Regions from separate parts of the Homo sapiens genome. Here region 2 is linked to region 1. A link is a loop called in an ENCODE intact Hi-C map of the cell type or tissue named here. Cell type or tissue: mammary epithelial cell. All regions are shown on one strand. Links, peaks and the distances in the headings refer to the core of each region. The heading gives the core; the rest is flanking DNA. Region 1 has its middle 9.7 kb from the start of KANK3. Region 2 overlaps HNRNPM (heterogeneous nuclear ribonucleoprotein M).

The links. Hi-C counts contacts between places; a loop is a spot of excess contacts. Peaks named below come from ENCODE experiments on the same cell type or tissue, not always from the same donor. Only the 100,000 strongest peaks of a DNase experiment are listed, where the experiment ranks them.
Region 2: it touches region 1 in a loop (5-fold over the local background); 4 of 110 quality-filtered maps call a loop at or near these places.

What each region holds. Positions count from the first base shown.
Region 1 is chr19:8,348,206-8,357,653 of GRCh38, reverse strand. No RefSeq gene overlaps it. Among named protein-coding and RNA genes, the nearest start is that of KANK3, 9.7 kb to the right of the region's middle. RefSeq lists an enhancer at 3,446-3,525. In mammary epithelial cell, for the core only: a CTCF peak has its summit at 3,520 (motif pointing left); DNase peaks (open chromatin) are centred at 1,823 and 3,541; H3K27ac peaks cover 1,432 bases.
Region 2 is chr19:8,484,664-8,494,111 of GRCh38, reverse strand. It overlaps HNRNPM (heterogeneous nuclear ribonucleoprotein M), which reads right to left. Exons shown (of 16, transcript NM_005968.5): 14 at 7,707-8,509; 15 at 7,037-7,088; 16 at 4,998-5,421. The coding sequence ends at 5,258. It overlaps PRAM1 (PML-RARA regulated adaptor molecule 1), which reads left to right. Exons shown (of 10, transcript NM_032152.5): 5 at 2,955-3,012; 6 at 3,117-3,225; 7 at 3,356-3,518; 8 at 3,603-3,636; 9 at 3,740-3,774; 10 at 3,886-4,056. The coding sequence ends at 3,923. Among named protein-coding and RNA genes, the nearest start is that of PRAM1, 13 kb to the left of the region's middle. RefSeq lists enhancers at 6,503-6,552, 6,843-6,932. In mammary epithelial cell, for the core only: a CTCF peak has its summit at 2,363; a DNase peak (open chromatin) is centred at 4,461; H3K27ac peaks cover 1,118 bases.

The DNA of each region.
Region 1 (9,448 bases), core at 378-8,377:
AAAATACACTCACATAGAGACGTATTCTTATATATTTATATAATACACTCATGCAGGGTGAGATAATACACACTTTTTTGTACATCTTCTTTTTCTGACCCACTTAAGGATATATTGCACACATAACGTGTGCCTTTTGCCCTTTACTAAGAAAAAAAAGTGTTTATATAACCGTGGTACAGCTAGCAATTTCAGGAAATTTGACCCTGACATAGTACTGTTATCTAATCTATGGTCCATATTCCAGTTTCATCAATTGTGTCAAGCATGACCTGAACAGCTGTGGTTTGTGTTTCTGTTTGTTTTCCTTTGTTTTGGAGACAGGGTCTCACTCTGTCATTCAGGCTGGAGTGCAGTGGTGCGATTATAGCTCACTGCAGCCTCCAACTCCTGGGCTCAAGTGATCCTCCTGCCTCAGCCTCCTGAGCAGCTGGGACTACAGGCACATGCCACCACACCAGGCTAATTTTGGTATTTTTTGGTAGAGACAGGGTTTAGTTACATTGCCCAGGCTGGTCTCAAACTTGAACTCCTGAACTCAGGCGATCCTCCCACCCCGGCATCCCACAGACCTGGGATTACAGGCATGAGCCACTGTGCCTGGCCACAGCTGTTTTTTGTTTTGTTTTGTTTTTTTAAAAAAAACTGAGTCTCCCTCTTTTGCCCAGGCTGGAATGCAGTGGCATGATCTCAGCTCACCACAACCTCAGCCTCCTGGGTTCAAGCAATTCTCCTGCCTCAGCCTCCTGAGTAGCTGGGAATACAGGCACACGCCACCATGCCCAGCTAATTTTTGTATTTTTAGTAGAGATGGGGTTTCACTATGTTGGTCAGGCCGGTCTCGAACTCTGACCTCATGATCCTCCCGGATACACTATAATGTGCTAGGATTACAGGCGTAAGCCACCGCGCCCGGCCTCACAGCCATGTTTTTTATGAGCAGGACCCTATCCAGAATCATCCACTGCATTTCATTGTCATATCCTGTTGGTCCTTTTTTTTTTTTTTTTTAATCTGAGACAGGGTCGTTGTTATGTTGCCGAGGCTGGTCTCAAATCTGGACTCAAGCAATCTTCCTGCCTCAGCCTACTGAGTAACTGGGAATACAGGTGCATTCGCTATACCAGGCAGGGCACTGGCATTTTTTGAGACACGGTCTCACTTTGTCACCAAGGCTGGAGTGCAGCAGTGAGATCACAGCTCACTGCAGCCTCAACCTCCTGGGCTCAAGTGATCCTCCCACCTCAGCCTCCTGAGTAGCTGGGACAACAGGCATAAGCCACTATGCCTGGCCAAACACTGATATTTTCGAGATGTACACACCGGTTTTTTGTAGCACGTCCTCCATTTTGCATTTGTCTGATGCAGATGTTTCTTCCCCTTAAGGTGCCTGTTATGTATTTTTGGCAGTGATGTTGTGTCCTTCTCAGTGTATGATATCAGGAGGCACATGATATCTGTTTGCTCATTGGCACCATGAATGGTGCTAAGATTTAACTACATAAGTTGAATCCTAGATGGTCAATGCTGCAATGGGGTAAGCACACAGGCCTAGAAGAGTATAGAAAAGATGTCAATCCCATTAGGTAAGGATTCCTGGAGCAGGGGTCCTAAGACTGAGAGATGCTTGACAGAGTCCTAGACAAAGTGTACAGGAAATAGATGACTCAGGTTCAAGGAAGAGCATGAAAAATTCTCTCTGGCTTGAGACATGCAGGATTCTTCTCAGACAAGCCCACAAGGTTGTTAGGACTATGTAATGGCACATCGTGTCCAGTGACTGGCCTCTACCGCCCCCAGCAACTAACCACAGTCTTCCTGCCACACTGTACTCACATCCAGGTCACCAAGAAAGGTCAGCCCAAGAGCAGGACCTCAAACACTCAGGGCAGAAAGGATGACTCAGAATCTGGGCTGGTGCTCAGAAGGGAACGGGGTTGCCTTTCCACCCTCCCCTATTAGCTTTTCCCCATAATTCCTTCCAGTCTGGGAACTTGTACATTGCAGGGCAGACAGCTATGAAGTCACTAAGGAAATAATAACTGTAGCAGCGTACATTTATTTAGTGCCACCTTTACACCATCAGACACTTGTGTAATCCATTTTATCTCAACCTCAAGTCGGTCCCTGAAAGGAGATAAATTGAGCTTCTGAGACCTTTAGGAATTTGGACAAAGTCACACAGCTCAGAAGGGTCAAGATTTGAACCTAGGCCAGGCGTGGTGGCTCATGTCTGTAATTCCAGCAATTTGGGAGGCTGAGGTGGGCAGATTACCTGAGATCAGGAGTTTGAGACCAGCCAGGCCAACCTGGTGAAAACTTCTCTCTACTAAAAATACAAAATATTAGCTGGGCATGGTGGTGAGTGCTACCTCCCAGCTACTTGGGAGGCGGAGGCAGGAGAATCGCTCTAACCTAGGAGGCAGAGGCTGCAGTGAGCCAAGATCGCACAACTGCACTCCAGCCTGGGTGACAAAGCCAGAATCCATCTCAAAAAAAGAGATAAAAAAAAAGATTTGAACCTAGTTCTCTTTAGTTCCAAACCATTGAATCTCTCTTTCTGTCTTTTAAGACGGTGGCGGGGGAGGGCACGTGGGGTGGTGGTGGGATGTCTTGCTGTGTTGCCAAGGCTGGATTGGAACTACTGGGCCCAAGAAATCCTCCCATCTCAGCCTGCTCACTAGCTGGAATTAACGGTGCCCAAAACCGTGACCTCTTTTATTTTATTTTTCATTTAATTTTGTTGTTGTTTTGTTTTTGAGACGGAGTCTCACTCTGTCGCCCAGGCTGGAGTGCAGTGGCACTATCTCGGCTCACTGCAAGCTCCACCTCCTGGGTTCATGCCATTCGCCTGCCTCAGCCTCCCGAGTAGCTGGGATTACAGGTGCCCGCCACCAGGCCCAGCTAATTTTTTGTATTTTTAGTAGAGATGGGGTTTCACCGTGTTAGCCAGGATGGTCTTGATCTCCTGATCTCATGATCCGCCCGCCTCGGCCTCCCAAAGTGCTGGGATTACAGGCGTGAGCCACCGTACCTGGCCTATTTTTAAAGCTTGTCATTGTTTTGTAATTTACGATTTATTTATTTATTTATTTGAGACAGCGTCTTGTTCTGTCACCCAGGCTGGAGTGCAGTGGGGCGATCTCGACTTACTACTACCTATGCCTCCCAGCTTCAGGGGGTTCTTATGCCTCAGCCTCCTGAGTAGCTGGGATTACAGCTGCTGGCCACCATGCCCGGCTAATTTTTGTATTTCTAGCAGAGACTGGGTTTCACCATGTTGATCTTGAACTCCTGATCTCCAGTGATCCACCCGCCTCGGCCTTCCAAAGTGTTGGGATTACAGGCGTGAGCCATCGCGCCCAGCCTATTTTTATTTTTGGGAAATTATTTTTACAACAATAAGAAAAAGCTAGAGATAGATTCCCCCACTACCCCCCACCCCGAAAATTCCTTCTCTGTATATACCCGGTTTGACAACCGCGGCCCCGGGGGGTTTACCCTAGATAGCAGCGCCCTCTGGTGGTGAACTCGAGAGCAGCTGTTCTGGCCGCTCAGACGCGCTCCTTTCCCGCTGATCCCAGGCGCCTGAGAGGAAGTTCAAGGCCTCCTGGCGGCTGCCCGCCCGCTGTGGGAGGCTCGAGAAGACTGAGTAAATCAAGGGGGAAGTGGAGATGATGACGACGATGATGATTTTTGAGACAGAGTCTCGCTCTGTCGCCCAGGCTGGAGTACAGTGGCGCGATCTCGGCTCACTGCAACCTACACCTCCCGGGTTCAGGGGATTCTCCTGCCTTGGCCTCCCAAGTAGCTGGGACTACAGGCGCACGCCACCACACCCGACTAACTTTTGTATTTGTAGTAGAGATGAGGTTTCACCATGTTGGCCAGGCTGGTCTCAAACTCCTGACTTCAAGTGATCCACCCGCTTCAGCCTCCCAAATTGCTGGGATTATAGGCGTGAGCCACTGCACCCCGGTTGAGACAGTCTTGCTCTTGGCCCAGGCTGCAGTGCAGTGGCGTGATCATAGCTTACTGTAGCCTCAAATTCCTGGGCTCAATCAATTCTGCCATCTCAGCATCCTGAGTAGCTGGGACTACGGGAACATGCTACCATCCCCAGCTAATTTTTAAAAATGTCTGCTGGGTGCAGTGGCTCATGCCTGTAATCCCAGCACTTTGGGAGGTCGAGGCGGGTGGATTACGAGGTCAGCAGATGGAGACCATCCTGGCTAATGCGGTGAAACCCCATCTCTACTAAAAATACAAAAAATTAGCCAGGCATGGTGGCAGGTGCCTGTAATCCCAGCTACTAGGGAGGCTGAGGCAGGGGAATTGCTTGAACCCTGGAGGCGGAGCTTGCAGTGAGCCGAGATTGCGCCACTGCACTCCAGCCTGGGCGACAGAGCAAGACTCTGTCTCAAAAATAAATAAATAAATTTTCTAGAGACAGGGTCTTGCTTTGTTGCCCAGGCTGGTCTCAAACTCTCAGCCTCAAGCAATTCTCCTGTCTTAGCCTCTCGAGGCACTAGGATTACAGGCATGCACACCACAACTGGCCAATGCTGTCTTTTGAAGCTCCTGACTGGGGCCAATTAGCTCTCATGTCAGGGGTGTCAATGTTCTGAGACAGGCCGGGCACAATGGCTCACGCCTGTAATCCCAGCATTTTGGGAGGCAGAGGTGGGCGGATCACCTGAGGTCAGGAATTTGAGACCAGCCTCGCCAACATGGTGAAACCCTGTCTCTACTAAAAATACAAACAATTAGCTGGGCTGATAGCAGGTGCCTGTAATCCCAGCTACTGGAGAGACTGAGGCTGAAGAATTGCTTGAATTCGGGAGGCGGAGCTTGCAGTGAGCTGAGATCGCGCCACTGTACTCCAGCCTTGGCGACAGAGCGAGACTGTCTCAAAAAAAAAAAAAAAAAAAAAAAAAAAACTGTTCAGAGACAGGCGCAGTCTCTCTGGGCAGTTAAGCATTCCAGATGGGGGCAGGGGTGCCTTGGAGTTTCCAGGAGGCCCCTAAAATGGCAAAGGAGCTGAAAGTGGCTCCCAAGGGGTTCAATGTATTCTGGAGTGCCCGGGAACCTCCTCCCTCTCTCTTTTCTTTTCTGACTCAAGCCTCAGCCTGGGACAGGGTGGGAGAGAGAAGGGTCACATTTTCTACCATGAACACCCAGGGTATTAGGAATGTGGGGGAGGAGGGAAGTTGTTTAAGAGGTCTAAGAGCATCTTCCTCACCCACGCAAGCAAAATTCCTTTTCTTTCTTTCTTTCTCTTTCCTTCTTTCTTTCTTTCTCTTTCTTTCTTTCTATTTCCGTCCCTCCCTCTCTCTCTTTCTTTCTTTTCTCCCCTCTTTCTCTCTTTCTTCCTTCCATCCTTCCCTCCCTCCCTCCTTTCTTCCTTTTTCTTTCCTTCTTTTTCTTTCTTTCTCTTTCCCTCCCTCCCTCTTTTTCTTTCTTCTTTTCCCCCCTTTCTCTCTTCCTTCCTTCCTTCCCTCCCTCCCTCCTTTCTTTCTTTCTTTCTTTCTTTCTTTCTTTGTCTCTCTTTTCTTTCTTTCTTTTTTTTTTGACAGAGTCTCGCTCTGTCACCCAGGCTGGAGTGCAGTGGCGCGATCTTCGCTCACTGAAACCTCTGCCTCAGCCTCCTGAGTAGCTGGGATTACAGGTGCACAGCACCATGCCCGGATACATTTTTTAGTTTTAGTACAGATGGGGTTTCGCCATGTTGGCCAGGCTGGTCTCCAACGCCTGACCTCAGGTGATCCGCCCACCTCAACCTCCCAAATTGCTGGGCATGCAGGCATGAGCCACCGTGCCCGGCCCCTTTTCTTTCTTATACCTCTCCCCACTGGCTAGCTAGGCAGGAATACTCTTCAGAAATTCTTGGTCTGCAGGGAGCTTGAAATCACCTTTCAATCTTTCCATTCAGTGAAAATTTATTGAGTGTCTACTGTGTGCTGAGCACCTGTGGTGGGATTCTGAGTAGCTGGGATTACAGGCGCCCACCACCACAGGCTGGAGTGCAATACTGCACTCTCAGCCCATTGCAACCTCTGCCTCCTGAGTTCAAGTGATTCTCCTGCCTCAGCCTCCTGAAGAGCTGGGATTACAGGCGCACGCCACAATGCCCAGCTAAATTTTGTTTTTTTTTTTTGAGACGGAGTCTCGCTCTGTCACCTAGGCTGGAGTGCAGTGGTGCGATCTTGGCTCACTGCAAACTCCGCCTCCCGGGTTCATGCCATTCTCCTGCCTCAGCCTCCTGAGTAGCTGGGACTACAGGCACCCGCCACCACGCCCGTCTAATTTTTTGTATTTTTAGTAGAGACGGGGTTTCACCGTGTTAGCCACGATGGTTTCAATCTCCTGACCTCGTGATCCGCCTGCCTTGGCCTCCCAAAGTGCTGGGACTACAGGCGTGAGCCACCGCGCCTGGCCAATTTTTGTATTTTCAGTAGAGACGAGGGTTTCAACATATTGGTCAGGCTGGTCTCGAACTCCTGAACTCAAGTGATCCGCCTGCCTCAGCCTCACAACATTCTGGGATTACAGGCATGAGCCACCACTCTGGCCGCAATTTCCAATCTCCTTTTCTCTCTCTCTGTCTCTCTCTCTCTCTCTCTCTCTCTCACACACACACACACACACACACAAACACACACCCCTCTGCTTCCATCATAACACCTTCTATAACTCTGACCCTCCTACCTTTCTCTTCTTTTTTATTTTGAGACAGAGTCTCTGTCTTTCAGGCTGAAGTGCAGTGGTGTGATCTTGGCTCACTGCAATCTCTGCTTCCTGGGTTCAAGAGAAGTGATTCTCATGCCTCAGCCTCTGGAGTAGCTGGGACTACAGGCATGCACCACCATGCCTGGCTAAATTTTTTGTGTGTTTTTAGTAGAGGAAGGGTTTCACCATGTTAGCCAGGCTGGTCTCGAACTCCTGGCTTCAAGTGATCTGTCCGCCTCAGCCTCCTAAAGTGCTGGGATTACAGGCGTGAGCCACTGTGCCAGCCATAATGATTTTATGTTATGAGACAGGGTCTCACTCTGTTGCCCAGGCTGCAGTACAGTGGCTCAATCATGGCTCACTGCAACTTCGACCTCCTGGGCTCAAGCGATCCTCCTGCCTCAGCTTCCCAATGTGCTGGGATTACCGGAATGTGTCACTGCACCTGGCCAATAATCAGGTTTTTATCTTGCCTTTCTTCTCTAAAAGTGTCACTGGAAAACCAGATAGTACATAAGAAGAAGTATCTTGCATAAAAAAAAAAAAAAGAATTCAACTAACAAATAAGGACGAAATGGCCAGGCGTGGTGGCACAAGCCTGTAATCCCAGCTACTAGGGAGGCTGAGGAAGGAGAATCACTTGAACCTGGGAGGCAGAGGTTGCAGTAAGCTGAGATTGTGCCACTGCACTCCAGCCTGGGTGACAGAGCGAGATTCCATCTCATAAAAAAAATTAAATAAGTAAATAAAGAAGGAAGAAACACAAGAGATATGACATCACTATTTTGTAATCTCTAAGGAGTTAATTCTCGATGGCTACTGGACTGAGGAAAGGAGGCACAGCCAAACATCACAAGCCTCCTAGTGAAAGAACAGAACGCCATCAGTAGTCATGTCAAAGTAATCAAATCTGAGTCTGACCCCAGTTCTAGAAGCAACCGCCAATTTGCAGGGAATACCAAGGACAGAAGAACATCCTGAACTAACTACACAATGAGTGTAGGATCAGCAACATTTAGACCATAGGAAACACTTCAGGACAAGCAGCCAATTGTGCGATCCTTTTTTTTTTTTTCCTTCCTTCCTTCCTTCCTTCCTTCCTTCCTTCCTTCCTTCCTTCCTTCCTTCCTTCTTTCCTTCCTCCTTCCCTTCCCCTCCCTTCCTCCCTTCCTCCCTTCCTCCCTTTCTCTCTTTCTCTCTTTCTTTCTTTCTTTCACAGGGTCTCACTCTGTTTCCCAGGCTGGAGTGCAGTGATGTGATCACAGCTCACTGCAGCCTTGATCACCTGGGCTCGAGCGATCCTCCCACCTCAGCCTCCCCAGTAGCTGGGACTACAGGTGCATGCCACCATACCCAGCTAATTTTTGTAGTTTTTGTAGAGATGGGGGGTCTCACTATATTGCCCAGGATAATCTCGAACTCCTGGGCTCAACCGTTCCTGCTGCCTCGGCCTCCCAAAGTGCTGGGATTACAGGTGTGAGGCACCATGCCCAGGCATGCAATGCTTCTATTGTAAGGGAAAGGGAGGGATGGAGAGGAACCTGTGAATTAAAAGAGGCTTAGGCCGGGCGCGGTGGCTCACACCTGTAATCCCAGCACTTTGGGAGTCCCAGGTGGGCAGATCACCTGAGATCGGGAGTTCCAGACCAGCCTGGCCAACATGGAGAAACTCCATCTCTACTAAAAATACAAAAATTAGCCGGACGTGGTGGCGCATGCCTGTAATCCCAGCTACTCAGGAGGCTGAGGCAGGAGAATCGCTTGAATCTAAGAGGCAGAGGTTGCAGTGAGCCAAGATTGCACCACTGGACTCCAGCCTGGGCAACAAGAGTGAAACTGCATCTCAAAAAAATAAAATTAAAAATAAATAAATAAATAAATAAACAGGCTTAGGCCGGGCGCGGTGGCTCGTGCCAGTAATCCCAACACTATGGGAGGCTGAGGCTGGTCGATCACAAGGTCAGGAGATCGAGACCATCCTGACCAACATGGTGAAACCCCATCTCTACTAAAATACAAAAAATTAGCTGGGCATGGTGGCTTGTGCCTGTAGTCCCAGCTGCTCTGGAGGCTGAGGCAGGGGAATCGGTTGAACCTGGGAGATGGAGGTTGCAGTGAGCCAAGATCACGCCACTGCACTCTAACCTGGTAACAGAGCAAGACTCCGTCTCAAAAAAAAAAAAAAAAAAACGGGCAGGGGGAGCTTAAAAGACATATCATTTTCTTTTTGAATGGGCAAGACTAAACTCCAGTGTCTACAGATTCACATTTGGATAATAAAACTATACATGTGCAGTGGCGCTCACCTGTCTCCCAGCTACTCAGGAGGCTAAGGATCATTTGAGCCCAGGAGTTCCAGGCTGCAGTGAGCATTGATTGCACCACTGCACTCCAGCCTGAACAATACAGTGAGACTCTGTCTCGAAATAAATAAATAAGCAAACAAACAGAAACCTACACAGGGCCGGGCGTGTTGGCTCATGCCTGTAATCCCAGCACTTTGGGAGGCCGAGGCAGGTGGATCACCTGAAGCCAGGAGCTCAAGACCAGCATGGTCAACATGGTGAAACCCCATCTCTACTAAAAATACAAAAAATCTGGTCATGGTAGCGGGCACCTGTAATCTCAACTACTCAGGAGGCTGAGGCAGGAGAATCATTTGAACCCAGGAGACTGCAGTGAGCTGAGATCATGCCACTGCACTCCAGCCTGGGCAACA
Region 2 (9,448 bases), core at 1,055-9,054, 140 kb before region 1:
AAAAAGAAAAAAGGGGCCGGGCGCGGTGGCTCATGCCTAAAATCCCAGTTCTTTGGGAGGTGGAGGCAGGCGGATCAGTTGAGGTTGGGAGTTCGAGACCAGCCTGGCCAACATGGTGAAACCCCGTCTCTACTAAAAATACAAAAATTAGTTGGACATGGTGTTGCACACCTGTAGTCCCAGCTTCTGGGGAGGCTGAGGTGGGAGGATCGCTTGAATCCAGGAGATGGAGGCTGCAATGAGCCGAGATTGCACCTCTGCACTCCAGCCTGGGCAACAGAACGAGACCCTGTCTCAAGAAAAAAAGAAAAAAAAAAAGGTCCCACTTCCCTGGATCTCCCGCTTCTCAGGAGTGGCGTGGGCTTCTCACTGTGGGTGCAGCTTCTCAAAGGCAGCTTAGGTCTCTTGGGGCCAGGACTCTGGACTCCCCTTTCCCACTGTCTGCCTTACTTGGAGCAGTGGCAGCTCCACTGCAGAGGTTCCTGGAAGGCAGGGGGCTCCTCTGCAGGTGGGGAGAGCCCAGCCTTTCCCAGGGATCTGAGCTGGCCATGCGGGGAAGGCGGGCAGAGGCCTGCTCTGGGTCAGCTGTGGATGAACCAGGGCTGCCTGCATGGCGGTGCCAAGAGGTGCTCTAATGTGGCGGGTTTGCAGGGACCCTGGAGTGCCAAGGTCAGGTTCGCTCCTGGTGGAGTGACTGCTCACGGCCAGGGAAGCCTCTGAGAGGCAGGAGCAGCTGGAGGGGCTGTGTGTTCCAGGTGAGACTGTGGATGGCCATGCCTGGTATCTGGCGGGCACGATTCAGGTGCTGCTCCTTGGGCTGCTTGGAGGGACTACAGGCCTGAAATGTCCGGCGGGATACTTTGAGCCATTCGGAAAGGACATGCTGGGGCTCTGGGTTCTGGATCTTTCACTCACCAGGGTTCCTGGGGCTCCCACCTGAAGCCAATTCCTTGGCCAGCAGGGCTCTGACTTGGGAGCCTGGTCATTTGCCAGGAAGTGGCACAGGGAGACTGGCACCATGGGAGACCCCTCAGTCCAGAGTCTCATCATCAGTCACCAGTCCAGGACGCTTACCCTAGCAGCATCTTTTAAAAATTATTTTTATTTACTATTTTGAGACAGGGTCCTGGTCTGTCGCCCAGGCTGGAGTGCAGCGGCGCCATCTTGACTCACTGCAACCTCCAGCTCCCAGGTTCCGGCGATTCTCCTGCCTCAGCCTCCTGAGTAGCTGGCATTATGGGCGCCCACCACCACACCCGTCTAATTTTTGTATTTTTAGTAGAGACAGGGTTTCACCATGTTGGCCAGGCTGCTGTCAAACTCCTGACCTCAAGTGATCTGCCCGACTTGGCCTCCCAAAGTGCTGGGATGACAGGCATGAGCCACCATGCCTGGCCATGATATTTTACTGTCAACTATCATTGCCCTCCTGTGCAATGGAACACCCAATTTCTTCTTCCTAACTGTAACTTTGTACCCATGGGCCAGCCTCTCCTCATCCTCCCTTCTGCCTTAGTTTTTCACCCAAATCTCATTACAGTAGAACCCCAGAACCTACCGGGTGCAGTGGCTCAGGCCTGTAATCCCAGCACTTTGGGAGGCTGAGGCAGGGGCATCACCTGAGGTCAGGAGTTAGAGACCAGCCTGGCCAACATGACGAAACCTCATCTGTACTAAAAATACAAAAATCAGCTGGGTGTGGCAGTGGGTGCTTATAATCCCAGCTACTCAGGATGCTGAGGCAGGAGAATCGCTTGAACCCAGGAGGCAGAGGTTGCAGTGAGCTGAGATCATGCCATTGCACTCCAGCCTGGGCAACAAGAATGAAACTCCGTCTCAAAAACAAAAACAAAAACAAAAGAAACAAAAAAAAAAACGGCTAGGCACGGTGGCTCACGCCTATAATCCCAGCACTTTGGGAGGCCGAGGCGGGTGGATCACCTGAGGTCAGGAGTTTGAGACCAGCCTGGCCAACATGGTGAAACCCGTCTCTACTAAAAATAAAAAAAAAAATTAGCCGGGTGTGGTGGCATGTGCCTGTAATCCCACCTACTTGGGAGGTTGAGGGAGGAGAATCGCTTGAACCCAGGAGGTGGAGGTTGCAGTGAGCTGAGATCGCGCCATTGCACACTCTAGCCTGGGCAACAAGAGCAAAACTCCGTCTCAAAAAATAAAAAAGAACCCTAGACCCAACTTGCTCTAGGAGGCAGAAGTGAAATGGCCTCGAAGCCTACAGATAAATCCTGCCTTTACCATTTACCAGCTGGGTGACCTTGGGCAGTTTGCTTGACCTCTCTGAGCCTTTATTTCCTTGTGGACAAGTTGGGCATGACAGTGGCGTCTACTGGCATGAACAAGGTTGCTGAGAGGGCTGCCATGAGGGGCGTGGCCCAGCAGTTCCCACCATGCTGAGCACGTGGCAGGAGTTAAGGGAATGGAAGGCAATCCAGAAGAACCCATGACCCCTGAGAAAGGCTTGCGGAAGAAGGTGGGCAGGGAGAGGTTTGGGAGGGGACCTGGTGGGATTTGGGGAGTCCTCAGAACTGACACAGGGAGGCCTTACTCAAGATCCAGCCACCTGCCAGGCGCAGTGGCTCACGCCTGTAATCCCAGCACTTTAGGAGGCCGAGGCGAGTGGATTGCCTGAGGTCAGGAGTTCAAGACCAGCCTGGCCCACATGGTGAAACCTGTCTGTGTTAAAAATACAAAAATCAGCCAGGTGTGGTGATGGACACCTGTAATCCCAGCTACTCGGGAGCCTGAGGTAGGAGAATCGCTTGAACCCAGGAGGCGAAGGTTGCAGTGAGCCGAGATTGTGCCATTGCACTCCAGCCTGGGTGACAGAGCAAGACTTCGTCTCAAAACAAAAACACAAAAACAAACAAAAAACAGCTACCAGGGTAAAGGCTGAGCCGGCGGGCCCTGCCTTGACTCGGAGTCCTGACTGTCCCCAGATGAAGCGCCCTCAGTTCAGCAAGCCGCCAGGAGGCCACCACAAGACCCAGCGCTCAGGTGCCATGGGCAGAGGGGGTGGGCAGACGGGGGGCGAGCTCCAGGAACCCCCAGAGGAGCACAACTTGCTCACGAGCACACAATTCCTTGGTGGGGGCTATCAGGAAGGAGAAGGATCCCCAGCCACAGCAGTTGCCACCCATGGACCCAAAGTTGCTGAAGCAGCTGAGGAAGGCAGAGAAGGCCGAGAGGGAGTTCCGGAAGAAGTTCAAGGTGAGGCCTCTGAGCTAAGCAGGAGTCCTGGCAGGGCGGAGACCAGGGTCCCACCGATCCCAGGCTCAGAAAGAAGACAGGGGCCCAAGGGCGGCAGCACAAGCAGAGGCCCTAACATCTCGCGCCCCAGTTTGAAGGGGAGATCGTGGTTCACACGAAGATGATGATCGACCCCAACGCTAAGACACGTCGCGGGGGTGGCAAGCACCTCGGGATCCGGCGCGGGGAGATCCTGGAGGTGATCGAGTTCACCAGCAATGAGGAGATGCTGTGCCGGGACCCCAAAGGCAAATGTGAGTGCGCCCGGCCCCGCAGCCCCGGGAGGTCCCCGCCGCCACCCTGGGCCTCAGAACCCACCATGCCCACTCTCTCCACAGATGGCTACGTGCCCAGAACAGCGCTCCTGCCCCTGTGAGTGCCAGCCCTGACCGTGGTGGGGGAGTGCGGGGTGTGTGGTGCAGGGTGGGGGGAATGGGCCACGGTGCCCCTTGCTGACCCAACTGTGCTCTGCCAGGGAGACGGAGGTGTACGATGATGTCGACTTCTGCGGTACGTGGACACTCTGGGAGGGCTGGAGGGACCCTGGCGATTCCCCGGGGGCGCTGCTCACTATTGGGCTTCTGGGGAGAGGGGTCCATGGAAGTCACGCTTCCTCGGCAGATCCCCTGGAAAACCAACCACTCCCCCTGGGACGGTAAGACCGGTAGGCGTGGGGCCAGGACAGCCAGCCAGCCCAGCGCCCGCTCACCCAGGAGCCCTGGATCCCGGCGCGGGAAAGTCACAGAGCTGCCTGGGCTTGTACCTGGCCACATAAAGCCCCAGTTTAAAGCAGTCCCTGCTTCTTGTCTTTTCTTTCCCTCCTGATTGGCACACAGTGGAGCAAAGGCACGGGAACCCCCTGACCAAACACAAAAGGGGGTGTGTCTGGGGTCACCCTGCCATGGTCTCACCCCTCAGGGATAAAAGCCAGTGGGGAGAAAAGGGTGGCAAGAAGCTGGTGAGCAAGGGGGGCTCCGGGTGATCAGAACAGCATGTGCTACCAGGCAGGCAGCCGGGCAGGACGCGCCCCTCCACAGCCAACAGAACAGCAGCAGCCAGGCCTCCTTGCCAGGTATGCACACCTGCTTGGCCTGAGTGGATCCTGAGAGCGCTTCACTGGGGGAAGGGGTGGGGCCTATACCCAATTCTGACAGAGCCCAGGTATCAATCAGATTTGGCCTGAGCCTCTGGCAGGACTGAACACGCATGGAAGGTGGCACACAGTTTGGTCTGTTTCAGCAGGAAAAAAAAAAAGCCAGAGAACAAGCCTGACTCAGGCAGGGCCTGTGCCCCAGGGCGTTAACTTCACAACAGGGAGACAGGATGGCTTTCGGGGGGCTTTTTTTTTTTTTTTTTTGAGACGGAGTCTTGCTCTGTTGCCCAGGCTGGAGTGCAGTGGCGCGATCTCACTCACTGCAACCTCCGCCTCCTGGGTTCGAGTGATTCTCCTGCCTCAGCCTCCTGAGTAGCTGGGACTACAGCCATGAACCACCGCGCCTGGCCTCAGAAGGCTCTAAACAGCCAAACGCTCCATTGTAAGCCGGGGGATTACAGCCCACAGGAAGGCAGTTTCCAGGGAAGAGTCTCCCCCCATCTGTGGGCAGGCACCCACCCCTGGGGCCTCAGACAAGCAAGAGAGGGGATGAGATCCCTGCTGCTTGGACTGGAAGCTCGAGTGACCCCAGCTCCCCACACCTCGCGTGGTTGCCCACACAGCACACACAAGCAGGCCGTTTTCAGGAACCGGTATTTATTATCAAAGTCATATTCGATGTCAACAAGATGCCACAACTACAAAAAAAATTGCGCACATTGCAATCTCAATGCAAACAGTCAAATGGAACCCCAGTCATTAAAAAAGTAATTCAAATTACCCCAAAAAGCAACTGAATTTTTTAAACATCTTTATACATCCAGCCAACAAATTAAAATGGTTAACAAGAAAAAATACAAATTCAGAGGTCTCGTATCGATGTTTAAAAAAGGCAACTGCTTAAGCGTTTCTATCAATTCGAACGTCAATCTCTCGGCCACTCAGCTTCATGCCATTCATCATCCGGCAGGCTCTCTCGGCCACCTCTGGCGACTCGAACTTAACCACGCCACACCCCTTGGACTTCCCATTCTCCATCTTGATGTCGGCGTACAGCACGTGGCCTAGGACAGGGAGGGAAGAAGAGACGACACTCAGTCCCGATTTTGTTAGATTTTGGTGGACAGAGTCAAAAAGGAGAGGCCCTGAAGCCTAGAGCACAAAGGCTCAGAATACAATGGCGAGAACCAATGACTACGGCCCCCTCAGCCACACTGCCATTCTTCTGCTAACAGAGCCTGCCCCTGCCCCATGAAAAGCCTTCCTGGCGGATTCAATGCACGCCTTTACGCTTCAGGAAGTTCAAAAAAGAAGGCGCAGTGTAAAGCCAGCTTTATAGGCAGAAAGTTCCCATACATTTTACAAAGTCTTCATTTTTGATATGCCACCGCCCCTGGTTACAAAGCCATCCGCAATCCAATGGACACGTCTGTACTGTCCAAATGAAAGCCAGCAGGTTTCACTTATTCATTTGAGCACCCGTTAAGCATCCAGATATGTGTCAACGCCGTGGACAGAGCCCTAGAGGGCAAAGGCTCTACTCCAGGAGTACCAAAGGTGGTAGGGCCACAATGCCAGAGGTGGGAACTCAGTGCCTAAGAGAGGGCCCAGGGCAGGTAGGGTGGAGGGGTCCTCAGGGGCAAGTTCTGAGTGAGCTTACACAGAAATTCACCAGAAAGAAGACTTGCCAGTAATTGGCTCACACGAGAGCATTGCGGGACACGTGCAGCACTTGCCGCTCAGGTTCTGGGACAGGAGGGAGATGGAGGAGGATAGGACCAGGTCTTCAAGGGGCTTGTGAGTCTGGACTTCCTCTTGAAGGCACAGGGCCGCTCCAGGCATTGCAAAAGTGGGGGCTGGGGGCGCTGTGATCCCACTGGCCTTTTCAGAATATCTAGCTACAACATGGGAACTCAGGAGTGGGGAAAGAGGTGAAGAATGGAGCAAAGAGGCAGATCATGACTCAACGGCTTGCCCCAAGAACCATGGAGAAGCAGCAATGGTGGTGAAATCGGAGCCACTGCTGAAACAGGAAGCGGGAGGACAGTGCGGAAGCAGCTGCCCAGACCTCTAGCTCAGGCCCCTCTAGCTAAAAAGAACAGAGGTGGTGCATGCGGGGTGGGGGCTCACCCTGGAGGGCAGGGAAGGAAGACAACTTGCTTTCAGCCACAGACAGAGCCCTCCAGAAGAGTTGCCCGATGTGCCAGGAAACCACAAGACCTTAGCCTCACCCTCACAGGAGCTGCTGTGTGCCCAGAGCCTGCACCGCCTCCCCATGGCACCTGCTGGGCTGTGTTCTCTCCGAGGCCCCACACCAGCTGTGCTGAGGGGAAAGCGACCTCGTCTGGGATGTATTTATTTAGCCTTGCCACCTAGAAGCCAGGTAACCTCAGAAGGAAGACTCTGCCTGACTCATCTGTGAAATGGGGACACTACTACCTTGTTTCAAAGACTCAAAAAGAAAAAAGGAAGTAAGGATGAAATGAGAACACAGCTGAAAAACATGTGACACATCACAGGACACTCAACAACCTGCCTGAGCATTGGCGTGGGCAGAACATGGCAAGGCCATGGGTCCTGAGCCGACGGAGGGGGCTGGGAGGGAGGTTTTGCTGCTGACTCGGCTGCGTCACCAACAAGCACGAGGGAAGCACCTACAAAGCCGTTCCCAACACTTACCGCACTCGTTGAATTTGTCCTTTAGCATCTTCCATGTGAAATCGAATGGCAGCTGAAGGGGAGAAGAAAAGGGAGACTGATGCGTGATTAAACCAAATCCTAAGGCATGCCTTGCAGCTGGCTCTGAGGGCCATGCTAGATTTCTCACTATACCGAGAAGCTGGCTGCCCTTCAGACTGAGGCGATCAGCAGGAAACTAATAGATACATGTGGGACAAGGCTGTGAAGCGGCACAGCCAGCTCCCTCCCTGGGGCTCTGCCTGTGGGAGCACCGTGCAGGATGGGACACTCAGGCCTGCGGTGCGCAGCCCACAGTCACTAAATAGTGGCTAAGGGTGGCTGAGCTGGGGAAAATAATTCCGTTACAGCCACTTCTTTCCCTGGACCATCGTGCAACACATAGTGCCTCTTCAAGCCAACCAATCAGAAACTGGAGTCTCTGAGCTCAGCGTCTGCTCCATATTCTAGCACAGTGGAGAAGCCCAGGCTCTTCCAGAACCCACAGTTCTCACATTCCTTACTTGTCCCACTAGCATAAAACGTTTGGGACAGTGGCAAGGAGGTGTGGTCCCCTTTGAAGGGCGCCACCTCTGACTTCATCCTGCTGATCTTTGCCTCCCCTGTCCCCTCATGCTCACCACCACCAAGAAGTTCCCCAAGAGCCACTTACATTTCTCACAAATATCTGGCAGGCCTTCCTGGCCACCCCAGGAGCATGGCCTCCAGCTCCACCAAAGGAACCTGCGAAGCTTCCTCCGAAGTTGCCACGCTCCATCTCGATGGCACGGTCAAAGCTGGCACCGCCACCGCCACCCATGGCCAGGCCCATGCGCTCAATGCCAGCGCCCAGGGCCGGGCCCATGGCAGGGCCCATGCGCTCGAGGCTGTTGGCACCCATGCGCTCCAGGCCCATGCGCTCGAGGCTGTTGGCGCCCATGCGCTCCAGGCCCATCCGCTCCAGATTGTTGGCGCCCATGCGCTCCAGGCCGGTGGCCATGCGATCCATCACGGGGCCCATGCGCTCCAGGCCAGCTCCCATACCTGCGGGCACCATGCGCTCCATGCTCAGGCCCATGCGCTCGATGGCAGGGCCCATGCGCTCCACGCCAGAGCCCATGCGCTCAATGGTCTGGCCCACACGGTCGATGGGAGCGGCCATGCGCTCAAGGCCGAAGCCCATGCCGGCACCCATGCGCTCCACGCCAGAGCCAATGCGCTCCATGGTCTGGCCCATGCGCTCAATGCTGGAGGCCATGTGGTCGAGGCCCAGCGGGCCCATGCGCTCAATGCCGGAGCCCATGCGCTCCACGGAGCCCATGCGGTCCATGACCAGGCCCATGCGCTCGATCTCGGAGCCCACGCGATCCATGCCGTGGCCCAGGCCCGCGCCCATGCGCTCCATGCCGGCACCCCCGAGGCGGTCAATGCCAGGACCCATCCTCTCGATCCCAGGGACGCTTCCTCCACCTCCACCTGAAACAGGGACACAAAACACAGGTGGGTGTCAAGAACTTGAGTGTGCGTGTGCACAACACGCCAGACCACTTCAGCTCATGGGCATGGATCAGGGGTAAAGGCCCACCATAATTTACCATTAAGACACCCCTCAAATGTTGACAACAGCTACAGCTGTGTGGTGGGCACATGGGGGCCTCCCAGCATTCTCTCTGCTCTATGCCACAGCTGAGATTTCCATAACACAACTTCTAAAGAACACCCCTGTATGTGTGTCTGTGAGGTGCTAGTGTCTGTGACAAGCTTTGTGAACCATGGACGTCAATTCCTGAGACATCTGAGGTTTCTCCATCAGCAGACACTGAGAAATGCTCCAGGGGGAGGCATGGACACCCCCCACTCGGGGGGCCACCCAGGGTAATGAACAGGAGTTATGTGGAGACAAGTCGGAGTCACTCCCACCTTCCCCTCCCAGCCTGTCCCTCTAGGATGCTCTGCTGGGGGCCACTCTGGCTGCATTTCCTCAGCGCTCCCAGGGCACAGAGAAAGGATTTTCGGCCACACCATCAAGCAGAGGTCAAAAAAACACACACCGAGAGATCCTCTGTGTACAAATGCACACAGCTGGCCACTTTTGGGGACCCTATTGTCAGGGAAACCAAATGACTTGCTGGCTTTGGAAAGAAGATGTTGATGGCACTGCAGAGTGGGCTCTGGTAGCGGCTGGGGGTCAGTCAGCAGAACGAAGGGACGCCCCCACCCGTGGTGCTTGCAACTCTGGAAAGCAGGGTCTGGCTCCGTCAGCAAGGCCACCCCTTTCCACATGCCGAGTTTGGGGCTCCTCCCCGAAACCCTGTCGCTTGCCTCTGAGAGTGGCCATCAGCCCAGAGCCAGCCTGTGACCGACCCAAGCAGCCTAGTCAAAGATACCAATTCAAGAGGAAACTGGGCAGTTTCT